Linked DNA regions of Homo sapiens: region 2 is linked to region 1. A link is an interaction called in ENCODE POLR2A ChIA-PET data of the cell type or tissue named here. Cell type or tissue: PC-3. All regions are shown on one strand.

The links. Peaks named below come from ENCODE experiments on the same cell type or tissue, not always from the same donor. Only the 100,000 strongest peaks of a DNase experiment are listed, where the experiment ranks them.
Region 2: POLR2A ChIA-PET joins it to region 1 with 10 read pairs; 1 of 35 experiments calls an interaction of 5 or more read pairs at or near these places.

The regions. Positions count from the first base shown.
Region 1 is chr20:11,806,043-11,808,542 of GRCh38, forward strand. No RefSeq gene overlaps it. Among named protein-coding and RNA genes, the nearest start is that of LINC00687, 63 kb to the right of the region's middle. In PC-3, no CTCF peak of the experiment used is centred here; a DNase peak (open chromatin) is centred at 1,529; H3K4me3 peaks cover 1,120 bases; H3K27ac peaks cover 1,335 bases.
Region 2 is chr20:13,060,418-13,062,917 of GRCh38, forward strand. The region is part of intron 2 of SPTLC3 (serine palmitoyltransferase long chain base subunit 3); the gene reads left to right. Among named protein-coding and RNA genes, the nearest start is that of SPTLC3, 53 kb to the left of the region's middle. In PC-3, no CTCF peak of the experiment used is centred here; a DNase peak (open chromatin) is centred at 1,164; H3K27ac peaks cover 391 bases.

The DNA of each region.
Region 1 (2,500 bases):
AAAAAGAGGTTTAATGGACCCACAGTGCCACGTGGCTGGGGAGGCCTCACAATCATGCCAGAAGGCGAAAGACACATCTTACGTGGCAGCAGGCAAAAGAGAACTTCTGCAGGGAAACACCCCCTTACAAAAGCGTTGGATCTTGTGGGATTTATTACTATCACAACAGCACAGGAAAGACCCATCCCCATGATGCAATTATCTCCCACAGGGTCCCTCCCACAACACCTGGGAATCGTGGGAGCTACAATTCAAGATGAGATTTCAGTGGGGACACGGCCAAACCATATCACTGAGTAGGACTTTAATTCTTTTAAATTTATAAGGATTTGTAATATAATGCAGAATATCTCCTATCTTGGTAAATATTCCATTCTTTGCACCTGCAAAGAGTGTTTTGTTGAAGTCTTCAACATACTTATTGATTTTCTGACTACCTACTTGATGTGGTTTGAATCTGTGTTCCCATCAAATCTTACGTGGAATTGTAATCCCCAGTGTTAGAGATGGGACCTGGTGGAAGGTGATTGGCTCATATGGGTGGAATTCTCATGAATAGTTTAGCACCATGCTCTTGGTGCTGTTCTCATGAGAGCGAGTGAGTGAGTTACTGTGAGATCCGGTTGTTTAAAAGTCTGTGTGTACTTGTACCCTACAACTTCAAGTATAATAATAACAGAAAAAAAAAAGTCTGTAGCACCTCCCTTCTCACTCTTTTCCTCCTGCTCCAGCCATATGAAGATACCTGCTTTCGCTTTGCCTTCCACCTGAGCAAAAGGTCCCCGAGGCCTCCCCAGAAGCAGAAGTCGCATGCTGCCTGTATAGCCTGCATAACAATGAGCCAATTAAACCTATTTTCTTTATAAATTACCCAATCTCAGGTATTTCTTTATAGCAATGTGAAAATAGGCGAATACACTAGTCTATCAGTTATTAAAGTGGAAATACTAAAATATAGGCTATAGTTGTGGATTTGCCAATTTTTTTCTTGCAGTTCTATCAGGTTTTTTTTAAATGCATGTTGAAGCTCTATCATTTTTTTTTTTTAGTTCTCGAATTTCCATTTGGTAGTTTTTTACTTATGTCTTTGCTGAGAGCTTCTATCTTTCAAGAGCATTAACTTTATCTCACAGAAGATGGTTATAATAGTTGCATTAAAGTCTTTGACAGACTATTCCAAGGCTTAGGTCATCTTATGTTTGGCATCTATTTACTGTCTTTTGCCTTGAAGACAGTAAATTTTTCAGATTTTTCTCATTCTTATTATGTCACATAATTTTGGATTGTATCCAGAACATTTTAGTTTCATCTTGCAAGTTTGTAGGTCCTGTTATAATCTAAAAAATGTTAATTTTTTTTAGTAACTGATAATTAACATGATTAGCTTCAGACTGTCAAGAAGTTTCACCTTCAATGATGGTGGTCCCAATGTCAATTCTGTTTTCAAAGTCTTTACTGTGCTCTTTGGGCCAGGCTGATGCACGCTGCACTTGGAGAAGAGCCTGAAATTTGAGTCATAGTTTATATTGTAGTTCAGCCCTCACAATCTTTGCTATGCCTTGGTGTTGTTCCACACATACTTAGCTCAGGGTGAGTCCAAGAGTTATGTCATTACATACCCGAAATTTGGAATTCTATTTCTTCAGCTCTTTCATCTCTGAATTTTCTCCCACATGTTCCCATAATCAATGACCTTTTTCCCCTGGTATCTCTAGCCAGAAAGATTGAATCTTCTTAGATGTTTAGCCTCTCACAACGTCATGTACTTTTGAGTAAATAGGGTTACTTTAAGGTTAAGTGGAAAAAGAAAAGAGAATGAGAAAAATGGCATGGATTGTACACACTCTGGACAATAGGAGCTTCTTTTTAGCTCCTCTGGCTAGAAAGACAAGCCTTCTGCCATGGTTTTAGGTTTTTCTTCACTGCCAGACATCTATGCAGCTCAGTTACTGAGCTGCTCTGGGCAGGGTCTGGAGGTAAATGATTTAAAAAAGGAGATGGGGGATTCTCCCCACATTCTCCAGCATACAGAGGTCCTTTTTACTTGTCTTTAGTCAAAAAGAAGGGATTCTTCCCTAAAGCATTTGCTTTCAGCACCTGCTGTGCAGTTCTAGGACTTAAACCCCCTCTTGAGACAATGCTGACAGACAAAGAAAACAACAACACGAAACTCACCTGCCATATCCCACCCCTCTGCTCTACCCCTTTTGGGTCATTACTCATGTTTTGACATCAATCTTCAACCCACTTGCTGTGGTTACTTTGCAGAGATCTTGGGCAGTTCTATTCACATTCTGCCCAGATTTTTTAGTTGTAATCAGTAGGAGAGACAGACTACACTAGACTTGTTCCTTAGCCAGCCAACATATATAATTTCAACGAGTTGGCTTCTCTCTTACTGGCTATCTCACCATGTGACAGGTCTGCTCCCCATCACCTTTTGCCATGATTGGAAGTTTCCTGAGGCCCCACAAGAAGCAGATGCCAGCACTATGCTTCA
Region 2 (2,500 bases), 1.3 Mb after region 1:
CTGGGGGATTGTCCTACTTTATTTATTTTTTAATTTTTTTTATTTGTATGAATTTAAGGGGTAAGAATGCAGTTTTGTTACATAGATATATTGTGTAGTGGTGAAGTATAGGCTTTTTGTATAACCATCACCTGAATAATGTGCATTGTACCCATTAAGTAATTTCTCATTCCCCTACCTCCTCCCACCCTCCCACCCTTCCAACTTTCCAGTGTCTCTTATTTTACTCTCTACATCCATGTGTGTGCATTATTCAGCTCCCACTTAGAAGTGAGAACATGTAGTATTTGACTTTCTGTGTGTGAGTTGTTTCACTTAAGATAACAGCCTACCATTGCATCCCTGTTGCTGCAAAAGACATAATTTTATTCTTTTTTGTGGCTGAATGGTATTCCATTGTGTGTGTGTGTGTGTGTGTATGCACACACCACATTTGCTTTATCCAATTGTTGATGGACTGTTAGGTTGATTTCACATCTTTGCTGTTTTCAACGGTGCTACAATAAATACATATCTTTCTGATATAATAATTCCTTTTCCTTTGAGTAAATACCCAGTAGTGGGATTGCTGGATCAAATGGTAATTCTATTTTTAGTTCTTTGAGAAATCTCCATACTGTTTTCCATAGAAGTTGTACTAATTTAATTCCCACCAACAGTGTATAAACATCCTTTTTTCTCCACAATCTTGCCAACATCTGTTATTGTTTTGGCTTTTTAATAATAGACATTCTGAAGTAATTTATCTTTTGAGGAATACCGTGACTCAGGGAAGAGACATGGGGGTGCATATGCTCTACCTTGTTTTGTCTTCGAAGCATCTTTCTAGAAAGCTGCATATCATCACAGAGTCAGGGGCCTTGTGAAATTATGCAGGCAAGCAGAAATGAGGAAAAAACAGCTTCTAACATTTGTTACTTTGTCTCACACTTCCTATTTCATTGAGAAAATAGAAAAAGGTCAGCCCATCCACCTGCCCCCTCCACCACCTACCTGCTATTGTGCTCATATACTTGGCCTTCCACCTGCCACCACGGGACAGGTGTCTGGGTTCCTATCGAGGCCACCTGTGCGCTAGCTCACAGTCATCAGCAGTCATTCAGCCTTGACACATCCAAAACTGTGGGTTGAGTTTCCCCTCCAAACCTGTTCTTTTCACAATCTCCAGGTAAGTAAATGGCAACTCCACCAGTCCAGGTGCTCTGGACAAAACCTGTGAGTCAGCTTTGACTCAGCTCTTTCCTTTGTACCCAAAGTCAAATCTGTAGGCCAATACTGTCAGTTGTATGTTCCAAATACACTGTATTTGTTATCAGACTACTTCTTACCACCCCTGCTGCTACAAGCTTTGTCCAAACCACCATCTCCTCTCACCTCAGATGTACCCTGCTTCCACCCTTGAACCCAACAGTCTCTTCTCCACTAACAAGCAATGTGATGTTTAAAATCCTAAGTCAGGTCACAGCACATGTCTGGCCAGAACCCTTTAACATCTTCCCATCTCCTTCCAAGCAGAGCTGCCAGAGACTCTGCAGAACGCAGCCTCTCTTATGTCTCTAACTTCATCCCTTCTCCTCCTCTTCACTCCCAAGCACTGCTTCAGACACTAGGACCTCCTTGCTCTTCCTCAGACACTACCCACACGTGCCTGCCTCAGGTAATTTCCACTTACATAGCCCTCTGCCTGGAATGGCCCTCCCTAGGGTATCTGCATATCTCACTCTTTGACTCAGCTATCACCAAGAAACCAATAGCTTTAAATGCAGCCAGAATCACTGGCCAACACAATCCCCCATCTCCCCCACCAGGCTTGGATCTAAATATCTTCTGGCTAAAAAGCAAGAAGGGGCGAAAGTTGTCCACAGTTGTATCTGGCAGAGCATGTGCCATAGGCTAAGAAGGCAACCCCAAAATACCAAAGGCCGAGAAATATTTTGCTAAATAAGATAACTGGTAAAATCAGATCATAGTCTCCCACAGTGAATACTCAACAGAGACCAACATCTCTTTGTAGATATATATGTACAAGATATATATTTTTATTTGTATAATACAGAAACATATATATTTACACACACACATATCACTTGCACAAAGCCAGTATGTGAATGAGCGGGTTAAGACAAGCCCGAATGAAAAGCCACTTCTTAAACTAATGTTTTCTTCTTTTTCCTTTTTATTATGGAATTAGTGCACCAAAGCAAGCATTATTTTATCTTTGTGCATGCATTTTTTCTGTCTCTTCTGTGCACTTAACTACACTTAACGTTCGTGTGTACTTACTCTGTCCTTTATGGGATCACATCATACATCTTGTGTGACTTGTTTTTTTCCCCTAACTCTGGCTTTGAAGATATTTATATGCCAATACAGAACTACTTCATTCCTTTTAATAGCTGCACGATATTCCATAATATTCCATGATACTCCATATATGGGAATGCCATAATATACTTATTCCCATTTTTATTTTCATAAATAACTTGTCCATGATCAGTAT